Linked DNA regions of Homo sapiens: region 2 is linked to region 1. A link is an interaction called in ENCODE POLR2A ChIA-PET data of the cell type or tissue named here. Cell type or tissue: CD4-positive, alpha-beta T cell. All regions are shown on one strand. Links, peaks and the distances in the headings refer to the core of each region. The heading gives the core; the rest is flanking DNA. Region 1 holds the start of MRFAP1L1 (Morf4 family associated protein 1 like 1). Region 2 overlaps KIAA0232.

The links. ChIA-PET counts read pairs that join two places held together with the same protein. Peaks named below come from ENCODE experiments on the same cell type or tissue, not always from the same donor. Only the 100,000 strongest peaks of a DNase experiment are listed, where the experiment ranks them.
Region 2: POLR2A ChIA-PET joins it to region 1 with 5 read pairs; 9 of 35 experiments call an interaction of 5 or more read pairs at or near these places.

What each region holds. Positions count from the first base shown.
Region 1 is chr4:6,704,770-6,711,908 of GRCh38, forward strand. MRFAP1L1 (Morf4 family associated protein 1 like 1) reads right to left here and starts at 5,096. Exons shown (of 2, transcript NM_203462.3): 1 at 4,462-5,096; 2 at 2,932-3,874. The coding sequence starts at 4,860. The coding sequence ends at 4,477. LOC105378240 (a long non-coding RNA gene) reads left to right here and starts at 5,166. Exons shown (of 3, transcript XR_001741568.3): 1 at 5,166-5,286. RefSeq lists enhancers at 3,548-4,747, 4,771-5,060. In CD4-positive, alpha-beta T cell, for the core only: no CTCF peak of the experiment used is centred there; a DNase peak (open chromatin) is centred at 5,162; H3K4me3 peaks cover 3,517 bases; H3K27ac peaks cover 1,747 bases.
Region 2 is chr4:6,848,535-6,853,696 of GRCh38, forward strand. All of the region lies in intron 4 of KIAA0232, which reads left to right. Among named protein-coding and RNA genes, the nearest start is that of TBC1D14, 59 kb to the right of the region's middle. In CD4-positive, alpha-beta T cell, for the core only: no CTCF peak of the experiment used is centred there; no DNase peak of the experiment used is centred there.

The DNA.
Region 1 (7,139 bases), core at 2,140-7,139:
TAGGGTGACTGAGGAAAACTAGGATGAGACAGCTCTGGAGATGGCAGAAATTCTTGAATATATTCTACTACATATGTTGAATACATGAAATAGCTTTAGCACTTATTTATCTTGCTTATTGTGTTTCTCCACCACTAGAATGAATCCCCAGAAGGCAGAATTTTTGGACTATCTGTTCAGTACTGTATCTCTCAGTAGTTAGAACAGTGCCTGGTATATAGTAGGAGCTAAGTTAATGCTGATGAATAAATAAAAACATCTGTGGCAAAAAAAAATTTTTTTAAGAGTTTCAAGCAGGGAATTGACATAACCTAATTCACTCTAGCTAATTTGTGAAGGAGGAGGATTGGAATAAAACTGAAAGCTGGGAGGCCAGTTAGGAGACTGTCACACTAGTGGCTTGGAGTAGGAAGGAAGGTAGATGAATCCAAGGTGTATTCTAGGCAGAACCAACAAACTAGTGGTAGAAGGAATGGAGAGGGGATTGCTGAGGAGGGGTGTCAAGAATGACACTGAAGTTTCAGGCTCAGAAAATTCACCTGAGTTATGTGCATTGGTAGCAGACACAATTAAGTTAATTTACATACTTAATTGGCACTTATTCATTCAATGAGTATTAGATACCAACCAGGTGCCAGGCACTGGTCTAAGTGCTAGGAATTCAGCAGTGAATAAAGTCCCTGCCCTCAAGGGGCTGACATTCTACAGAGAAGTCAGAAAATGCACAAATAATCACACACTAAGTAGTGAAAAGAAAAATGTAAGAAGACAGAGAGTAATAGGGGATGGCCGTGCTATTTTAAAAAGAGTGGCATGGGAAGACCTCTCTGGTATTGTAACATCTGAGCAGAGACTGGAAAAGTGGCATAGTGAGCCATATGGATATTGCACATTAAAAACATTTTCAGAAAAAACAAAACTCTGGGATAAAGCAGTCAAACAAAACATTATTGAAGACTCAGCCATCACTAGCCAGCTGATGCAAGTGAAGGTTAAAGAATTTGCCCAGTCTTTCGGAAGAAAGCACAGAATTTCAGATTTTAGAGCAAGGGGAGTTTGGGCGTGAATGACTCACACAAGACAGACCAATGACTTTCAGAGCTACTAACAGAAGCCAATCCAAATTTTCTAGATGACTTTGAAGTTGTTAAAATTCCACTGACACATCATTCAATGAAAAGAAAATGTGTAAGTTAAATAGGAAATAGAGACAAAACTCTCAATGTATCTAAATTATTTTTTCATCACAGCATGGGTTAAGACAATTAGCCTGTCACTACAATGCTCTGCCTAAGAGCCAAGGCTCAAAAATGATTCAGAACACTCTTTAGGCTGTAAATTTGAAGGAGGCTTAGGAAAAAAAAAAAAAAAAACCCTAGGATACTGAAGAGATGAAATGCAATCCTATGTATGAATATAATCTATGGTCAGTTAATCGAGGGGAAAAACATACATATACATAGTATATATGCACACGTGTATGTATGTAGCACATATATAGTATGTGTGTGTGTCTACGAGTGTGTATGTACAGGACTCAGATTTTTCACCCCCAAAGCATGTTTTTAAATCCGTCAGGTAACTTGTAAATAACAGCTTTCGCAATCAAGATCCACAATATCCCAAAGAGCAGCTGCTCCTTCAGCCAGCTCCTAGAATTAAGAGAATATGGAACAACTCACCTACAATGTATTAATACATCAATATGAATAAGAAAAAAAAATCCTCAGGTGTTGCAAGCCACTAAGGTTTTGGGGTGAACTGTTACAGCAGTTTAGTCTAGTTGACTGATATAGAAAGACCCCAAGTCTTGGCTCCAGAAAAGCCTAGCTGGTCCTTCCCACTCATTCTGCCCCAGTTCAGGCCCTCACTTCCCATCTCTACTTCTGCACCTGCCCCTATCTTCTAGCCCACACTCAAACTCACATTAATCCATACCCAGTCTTGGGTAATCTTCCTAAACTACAAATGTGACGGTCATTCTCCTGATTATCAGAAATTATGGCTCCCCAGCCATACTTCTCGTTTTTACTGAAGAACCCAGACAGGCAGGCACATGAGCAAGGATCTTAGATATCATGACAAAGCCAGAAACAGCTTCTGTAATTTTTCTGTGCTCAGGTACTTGATTTTTAAAATGCCTATTTTACACATTAATCCAAAACGTGTATCTGAGCTTGTTATGATCATGTATCTATTTTTATGAAATTAGATTTAGTAATTCTGGAAATTGTACCATGCCTACACTATGGCTCTGAGCATCCATTAGCACTCTGTGAAGAAACATTCCAGGGTGAAGAAATCTCACTGAAGTACAGGCTTATGAATCGATGAATTAACACCTTAAGGAAGACCTCTTGGCCCTGCCTGCCAATTTCACTCTGTCTCCCACAACCCCCTCCACACTCCTTAACATCCAGCTCAATGGCCATCTCCCCAGTGCTGGAACTGGAAAGGCTTTTGCTCACTTTGATCCCTGTCCCTTATATGCCTTCATTCATTTCTACTTTTCAGGTCCAGGTAAGTCACCTGCTCTGAATTCACACTTCCCTACGAAGAGTTGACTCCCTCCTCAGGGATCCCACAAGATATCCACGCACTCTATGTCACAATTCCTTGTTTCCATTTCTGTCCCACATATTCGCCCCATCCATGTCTTCACCTTTACGTTCCTAGTGCCTTGGATAGGATATGAAGCAAGTTACATTCCCACTGGTTAACTAAACACACTTCCGCTGCTGAAAAGCAGGGGCTTGGCCCAGAGGATGGCCGAAAGTTTTTCTCTTCAGAACTGAGTGTTCTGTCAGCTCATCTCCATAGCACCTTCCAGAAATAATTCTCCCTCAGTTAAAGGCTTACCAAGAGCCTTTAACTACAAGCAGTTCAACCCCATTTGATGACACTCAATGAAGAACATCCATTCCAAAAAAATTTGTTTATGATTCTTTTATTAACACACACAGGAGGGGCTTTGGTCATGTGAACAAAAAATTTATTTCTTAAAAAAGGCTTTTTAGGTCTTTGTTTTTCAAGGCAAATTAACACTTATTATACTTTTGACTTTGACCTCCAATCTGACAGGTCTACTACCCTGATGAACTGGAAGAGACTTTCCAGGCCCTGATAATGTCTTTTCCTTTCTCCGGCCTCTTAAAGCTCTCTGTAGACTGTCTCTTCCATGCCATTCTCTGATGCCCCTATAATGTGTGAGGGTATTACAATAGTCCCTATTCAAACTGCCTTGTCATAAAAGGTCAGCTATGTTGTCTAAATCAACTCACCTGACAGGTTACACAATATATATCAGACAATGTGCCACAAAACATAGCTCTCCTCTTTCGTCTCACAGAGGAACTAAAGTTCCAAAATATATACAAAACCATCTTCCATCTCCAACTGTCTTCTCTTTCTTCCCAGTTTTATGCAAAGCAGTCTCATTAATACATTCTTCACCAGGCTCAACCAAGTAGCGTAGTGTCTTCCATTGCACCTCTAAAGTTGGAAGATTCTGATCCCACGTCTTGACGTGTTCCAAAAAACAATCAGGTCACAAAGGTAACAGCAAAATACGAGGCCATGCCCAACATTTCAAAAACACAGCGAAGTAACAAGAATAAACGTGACCACAAAAACAACTTAATTAAGCCCCATTTCTCTTCTGAGAGTATTTCTTTGACAAAAGTTATATTTCCAAAACCAAACACATTTGATAATCTAAATCCATATCGAGGTCATCAATCACTGACCATAAGGGAGACTGTTACATCGGGGTAAAAAACATACAAAAACAAAACAGAGAAAATGACAAGCTGTTTCAGTTTCCTCAAGGTGTCAGTTCATCCTTACCAGTTGACTACAGTCCTCAGCTGTGAACCTAAAGCACAATTGGGAGAAATTTACCATGAAGACATTGACTCTCAAAGTTCCATATCCTGATGTTAAAAATAAATGTGAACCACCCAGAAGAATGCCACTTCTTTGAGACACGGTCCTCTGACATACCTGTCTCATAGAACAATCTGGAAATTTCAGGTAATGGCCTCTGGCTTTACTCTTTATTTCTCCTTCCCTGCGTTCTCAGCCTGCGTTCCACTGTGCTCTATGGCCTAGGTCTTCTTTGGCTTTCCCCAAACTCCCTTAGTGCCTAGACAGGTCTACTTCTGGCGACTGCCCTATTAGAATTGACTTTTATGTTTCACAAAAACAAAACCGAAGTTACTGTTATCTTTCTCTAATTAACAGCGTGGGAGGGAGAGGCCACAAAAAAACGGTATACTAACGCCTAACAAAACCAGCACGCATTCTTTCCTCTTGACCCCAACTTTGTTCCCAATGCTCAATTTTTGATGCAATAAAATGGGGGATGCAGGCCTAGAACATAACTTTTTACAGGGCGCGGTTTAACCATGCTTAGGGCGACTACTGAGTTTCATCCAAGCTCCAGCTAGTTTCCGACCTTACCACCGATCTCCTCCTTCAAGAAGACTCGCTTCTCTCTATTCGCCAGACGAGCTCGACCAGCATCTCTGCCATCTTCGCAATCTCCTTGGCTTTCTCCTCAGCCTTCTCGCACAACTCCGACACTCTCTCGTCGGCTTCGCCACTCGGGTGCTGCACGTGATTGAGGGCGCTCTCCTCCGAGGCCTCCACCTGCGTTTTGATCTGGATAAGCATATTGTCCATCTCCCACAGCTTGCTCCTGGTCCGCAGGTACGCCCGCCCGTGCTCGCGTATAAGAGACGCGATGTCCTCGCGCATCTCGTTGATGACCGGGAGCAGGAACTGCTCGAAATCCTCCTCGGGCTCCAGCACCTCCACTTCCTCAGGCGCTTCCACCTCGTCTATGTCCAGGGGCCGCATCTCCTCCTGCCGCTTCCTCAGTACCGCAGTAGGGGCGTTCTTCTCACCGGAACCCTCCAAGAACTGGAGATCAGCAGTTACTGCTGGAGGCTGAGCGACCCACACGCTTTGTCAATTGTACTCCCGAATTATCTTTATTTTTTTTTCTTCCTTTTAATTGTAAGCCTTTCGCTTCACAACTCTGCGGGAAGAATCGCCGTGGATGCACACAAATAAGCGGCCTACAAAATGGAGTCGCAGCCGTCAACTCGCCCTCGGCCTTTTTGCGGCCCTTTCACGACAGAGCCGGGCCCCTTTACGGTCACGCCTTCGGCAAGACCAGGTAGCGGGCGCGTGCACGTAAAGGGGCCTCGGGCGCGCGCACGTCCATCACCAGCTGCTTCCCGGCGCCCCTCCTCGCCCTCTAATTTAGATCGGTGGCGGCAGGTTTGTTCGCGTCTTCATCTAAAGCTTCCCTTCAGCGGGCTTTTACTTTTATTATTTTTTAAAAGTAAAAGTGACCCTCCCTTCCCTATATTTGAATAAGACTGGCTGGCGTTCACAGCGCTTACTATCTAAGCATGCACAAGCTTGAATTAACTTATATGAATTCATTTAGCCCTCACAACGAACCTAGAGGTAAAAACCGTGCTAAAAGTCGTGATTTGAGCCCAGAGCAATGTGGGTCCACAGTCCCTGCTCACTGTTTTAGAATGGAACACGTCCTTCTGTCCTCCCCACCCCTGGCTCATACTTTTGTCCTGGGGGGAAATTCTCTCGCTGCCTTGGGTGATTCTGGCCGGTGGTTTTTGGTCTCTCTTCGCCAGTCTGTAAGGTCCTCAAGGTAAAGGGCTACTTCTGTTTCAGTTCTGTCCTCCGCCCCTCCTGTCAGCCTGGCGTCAAGCAGGGTCTTAGGGGATGCTTTAGAGAGAGGAATTCTTCTCTAGTACATAAGTGCTTCTACCAGACTGGAGGCTGTTTGGGGACAGGTTCTGGTCTTGATCACCTTTATGTCCCTCCACACACAGGACCTGAAAATCAGCAGGGACCTAGTAAATGTGGCTTTGATGGTCAGTACATTTTGATCACTAACCTAATGCCATTGTGGAATGGAGGAAGTCTGTTGCTAGGCTTAGCCACCCAGTGCCACACTAGTAGTAATATGAGTGTGTGTAGAGGGGGCATCCTTCTTAACACAAGTGCCACAGATCAGAGCTTCAGTTTTCCAGTCTGATAAAGACCAATGGCCCCAGCCTGAATATCTGTCAGTGGGAAGAGGGATTTGTAAGATGACATGCGTGAAACAGTTTTGCAAACACCAACATTCTAGCAGATGTTCATCAAAAAAACATGAAGAGGGAAAGAGCAAGACACCGTGAAAAAAGATATTTTCAATAGTTATACTGACAAAGGACTCATATGCAGAATATATTGAGAACTCCTACAGATCAAGAAGGAAAAGACAAAATTTTTAAATGGGCAAAAGACGTAGGCTGGTACTTAACAAAAGAGAATATTCAAATGGCTAATAAGTATATGAAAAGGTGTTCAACGTCATGATTCAACAGGGAAATGCAGATGAAAACCACAATGAGGAAGCACTGTACATCCACTAGAATGACTAAAATTTCAAATACAATACCAAGTGTTGGGGAAGATGTGGAACAACTGGAACTCTTATACATTCTTGATGGATGTCTTAGTCTACTCTGGACACCATAACAAAATACTATAGACTGGTTGGCTTAAAAACAGACATTTATCTTCTCACAGTTCTGGAGGCCAGAAGTCCACGATTAAGGTGTCAGCAAATTTGGTTTCTGGAGGTGAGGGCTCTCTTCCTCAATTGCAGATGACCACCTTCCTGCTGCAGTCCTCACATGATCTCTTCTTTGTGCATGCAGTGTTGGGGGGTACAGGAAAGAGTGCTCTCTTGTGTCTCTTCTTATAAGAACATGAAGCTATAGGATCATGCCCCCACTTTTATGACCTTATTTAACCTTACTTACTGCTTTACTCCAAGTACAGCCACACTGGGGGTTAGGGCTTCAACATAAAAAAATATTGGGGGACACATATATTCAGCACATAATAATGGGAATGTAAGTTGTTACAATAATTTTGGAAAACTATTTGGCAGTATCAACCAAGATTAAACATATACCAATCCTATGTTCTAGCAAACTGACACCTTGTTATACACTCAAGAGAGTTTGAGTGCAATTGTTTATAAAAATACATATACGAGAATATTCACAGCAACTTTATTATAATAGCCCCAAAGTTAACCCAAATGTTCA
Region 2 (5,162 bases), core at 163-5,162, 140 kb after region 1:
GAGAAATAATTTAAAACATACAGGAGGATGTGTGTAGGTTATATGCAAATATTATGCCATTTTATATAAGGAACTTGAACATCCACAGATTTTGGTATCCTCAGGGGGTCCTGGAAGCGACCCAATATAGGGATGACTATATACTGTGTCTTGACACATGGACTGTTGAACCCAACCTTTTCTGGGTAATACTAAGAGCATCAATACAATGATAACATTTATTGAGCACTTAAAATGTGTAAGGTGCCTGTCTGAATACATTATGTACATTGCAGGAAGTGATGCTGTGCTCTCTCTACAGACCAGAACCCCCTGGGAAGAAGCCAGTGATTACAAAAGCTGAGAGTGCTCACAGTTGTTGTGTGATCACAGCCAGTCCTGCCTGAGGAAGCCTAAGTCCTATGTCTTTGGGTATATAGATGGCAGTGGAGCTGGAGCATTTGAGGACACACGGGCCATGCTAGGGACTTGGGCTTTTCCCCTGAGCAGCTGTGAAGTGTTAGGGTTTGGAGAGGAGTAGTGCAACCTGACTTACTTGCCAATCAGATGCTGATCAGACCATACTGGTTGCTGCACTGAGACTAACTAAACACGGTGAGTGAGCTGTGCTGGAGGGACAGAGGGCAGATTGTGAGCACCCAGTGAAGATGCAGTTGCAGGGGTCCAGGAGGCAGATGGCTGGGGGATTCTGCATCTGTTTTCGAAGATGGAACTGTCAGGATTAGATGTGGGGTAGAGATAAGGGGAGGAGACAAGGAAGACAGCCAAGGGTTTTGATCTGAGCAACTGCAAGAATATAATTCCTGGCCCGGCACAGTGGCTCATGCCTGTAATCCCAGCACTTTGGGAGGCAGGCAGGTCACTTGACGTCAGGAGTTTGAGATCAGCCTCGCCAACATGGCAAAAACCTGTCTCTACTAAAAATATAAAAATTAACCGGACGTGGTGGCGCCCACCCATAATCCCAGCTACCTGGGAGGCTGAGACAGGAGAATCACTTGAACCCAGGAGGCAGAGGTTCCCGTGAGCTGAGATCGTGCCACTGCACTGCAGCCTGGGCAACAGAGCAAGACTCCATCTCAAACAAAGAAAAAATTAGCCGGATGTGGTGGTGCATGCCTGTAGTCCCAGCTACTCAGGAGGCTGAGGTGGGAAAATTGCTTGAACCAGGCGGTGGAGCCAAGATCACGCCACTGCACTCCAGCCCAGGTGACAGAGCGAGACTCGGTCTCCAAAAAAAAAAAAAAGTAATTTCTATTTACTAAGGAAAAGGAACCTAAGGAAGGAACATCTTTGTGGTATGAATAAGGATTAACATATGAGATGCCTCCTAGGAGACAGCTAAATGGAGATTTTTGAACAGGCAGCTGAATAAACTGAATATGCATGTCTAGGGTTGGTGGGGTAGAGTGGTTTATGAGGACCAGGCAAGAAATAGCCCATTTTCTTTTTGTTAATCTAGCCCAGATCTTCTGATCTCTTTTTAGAAAAGGTAGAAAATTGGGATTTTTTAACAGGAAGTTTTCTGATCTTTCAAATGTTGAAAAGTGAGAATATGAGAGCAGACACAGAAGTGGAAGGGGCTGCTGTAAAAATCTGAGAGTGAGGCACTATAAAATAGACATGCGTGGGGTTAGGGGCTGGGGTATGAAAACAGATTAAGAGTTTGAGGACCAGAAAGGGCCAAATGATGGCCCAGTGAATCCCTGTGTGCCCACTGAAGTTGAAGAAGCCAGGTGTTGGGGGCACAGCTGGAGACCCATGTACGCTTTCCTAATGACTTTCCTGGTCATCCCTCTCAGGTCACCATCATACCCCGCTTGGTGTTTGTCTTTCCCATGCTTATTTTCGTATGTTTACTAAATACTGTTTGAAGGTGTACACAAATACAGCATGATTTTGCATTTTCTTAAACTTTCTATAAATTATACCATACTCTATATATTTTTGTAACTTCTTTTAGTTAAAAATTTTAAAATTTTTTCTATATTGTTAACATGATCTTATAATGTCTTCATTCTTCGTTCCTAAGTAGTTCTCCATTGTGAACTATGTAACACTGTTTATTCTCCTGGTAATGGGCCTTTCAATTGCTTCTCATTTTGGGCTATTAATAAAGAAAGTAGAAAGGAACATTCTTTTTTTTTTTTTTTAGACGGAGTCTCGCTCTGTGCCAGGCTGGAGTGCAGTGGCGTTATCTCAGTCAGCTCACTGCAGCCTCTGCCTCCTGGGTTCAAGCGATTCTCTGCCTCAGCCTCCCGAGTAGCTGGGACTACAGGCACATGCCACCACGCCCAGCTAATTTTTGTATTCTTAGTAGAGACGGGATTTCACCATGTTGGCCAGGATGGTCTCGATCTCTTGACCTCGTGATCCGCCCACCTCGGCCTCCCAAAGTGCTGAGATTACAGGCGTGAGCCACCATGCTCGGCCGAAAGGAACATTCTTACCTGCTTATCCTTGTGCGTATGTACAGTACTTTTTCTTGCATGTATACTTAGGCATCAGATTCCTTGACTGAAGTCAGTGTTTTTTTGTAACTGTCAGCCTTATAGACTGGAGTATTTGATGAAAGCTATGGCCCTAACCAGAATGTTATACTTAAACTTTTCTTATATGAATTACTTTGTTACATGCCCATTAGTGGCCTCCTTAAGAGTTCATCCTTCCTAGATTAAAAATAACTGGTCTAAGTTGTGACTATTCTTCTTAATTGAACCATGAAGTGAAACAAGTAGTATCCAGACATTCAGCTCATAGCTTTCTGAGCTTCTGTAGCCAAATATCCTTCAGGAAGTTTACTTGTTAGATATCTAAAGGGAAAAGAAACTGCCATCTCCATATGAAAGTAAGAAACAGGACTTTTTTGCATATCATAAAAAATAGGGTTTGCCTGGGTGCGATGGCTCATGCCTGTAATCCCAGCACTTTGAGAAGCTGAGGCGGGTGGGTTGCTTGAGCCTGGCAGTTTGAAACCAGTTTGAGATGGGGTTTTGCAGAAACCACATCTCTGAAAAAAAAACAAAAGAAAAGCCAAGTGTGGTGGCACACGCCTGAGTCCCCAGCTACTTGGGAGGCTGAGAAGGTGGGAGCAACACGTGAGTCCTGGAGGTCAAGGATATGGTGAGCTGTGATCATACCACTGCACTCCAGCCTGGGTGACAGAGCAAGATCCTATCTCAAAAATTAAAAAAAAAAAAAAAAAAAAGCGGGGAGGGGTTTGCCTAAATCAGTAAGGTGCTATAATGAACTAAGAAAATTGAAGGACTTAATTCAAGTTGAAGTATTTTCCTCTTTTTGTAAAATGATGAAATGGAGGCTCAGAAGTTAAATAACTTGTCCAGCTTCACACAGCACAGCAGGTCTCGTAAGTCCAGATCATGTTCCCTTTATGTTACATCACCCTGCTAAAGAGCGGGGTTACCTTTTTCTAAGCCTCGATTGGTCATATTATTTAATTATTATAACAGTTTGATATCCTCTATTTTTTGTTGAAAACTTTAACCTTCTTTTTTTTTCAGCATTCTAAAGAGTATATAATCTGTGCCCTAGATCATGTTTGAAGATATTTATCCATTGGATACTTCTCTCCTACTCTGTATCATTTTCTAGAGAGCAAATGTGCATGAGAGCTGGAGACAGGCCAATTTTTTTAGACCATTCCGTGTTCAAGGATAGGAATCACAGCTCTCATACAGGGGCCTTGGCAGAAACAGCTTTTTATTTAGAGGAGTTTTTTTTCACTTTGTATTGCTTCTCTGGCTATTGAAGGCATGAGTTTGTGACCCCTGGCACATATTCTCAGTCTTCTCAGTTGGTGCTCTTTTGCTTATTTGCTTAACATTAATTTAATTCTAAATTTTAAAAAGGTTTTTAAAACTTCCAGTCATTAAAGTATGGAATTGATCCTTTGCTTTCCAGTGAAACGATTACCATGATCACCAGTAGTCATTCTATCAGTATCTAGTTGGGTTTCCTACCACTAATCTTCCAACTCTGCTTTAAAGCTAAAGACTAAGATCTGAAAAACTGTAAAAGAGCTCCATGTGCAGGGCTGGGCTGAAAATAGGAGTGTTTGAAAGCCTGTGCTTCAGTTATTGCTACATGACTAAGTACCCCAAAACTTAGTGGCTTGAAACAACTATTTACCCACAATTCTGTGAGTTAGCTAGGGCTCAGCTGGGAGGTTCTTCTGCTGTTCTTGCTTGGGGTCTGTGATGGCAGGTGGAGCTGAAACATCCAGGATTGCTTTCCTCATGTGACTGGTGCTTCAGCAAGCATGGCTGGGAGCTGTGACCTTTCACCACATGGCAGATGGAGAACACTCAGAAGGTAGCATTCCAGGAGGGCATCTGTCACACTCGGCAACATCTTATTGTGAAACCCAGTCACTGTGGGAGGGGCCCAACCTAGGGGCAAGTGCAGGGAGGCACAGTTCATTGGGGGCCCCAGAGTAACAGCCTTTCCTCTGACAGTTACTTTCTGGAGAGATTAAGTAGACAGCTTCTGGACTTTGGGATACTAGGCACCCCTGAGGCAAAGCATGAGACACCATAATGAAAATTGGGGACTGACTGATTCCCCCATCCCTTTCTGGTGCCTGACTGACAAATAGGTTTATCTTCCAAAGATAGAAGTGTGGAAGATTTCTTAACGAGGAAGAGGTTGCTGGAAAGAAGAAACATTTGAGGGATGAGATGATCCTTTAAAAATTATAACCATGATAATAGAAATGAAAAACTCAATAGACGGTTTGGAAGGCAGCTCTGGAAATCTTCCAGAAAGTAGAACAAAAAGATGAAGAAATGGTAAACAGGTGACAAAAGAAATTAGGGGACCAGTACAGGAAATTCAGTAACCAGCTATTAGGAAATGTGTCCATAATACTAGCACCCTTTTCCAGATGTAGAAACTGAGGCTTTGATAGGTAAATGATTTATGTAGGGTCATGTGGTTAACCCTGGGGTGAAATTTAGAACCAGATCTCTTTGACTCCATTGAGCCATGTGCAAATGGAACAGGCAGTTAACACTGAGTATCATGTAGGTTAGTGATCACACTATGGCGGCACCTGTCCAGCATTTAGGGAATATCCAGTCTAAATGAACCCTCCATAAAAGAGAAACCTGTAAGATGATTAATATGGCACAGAAACCTTTGAG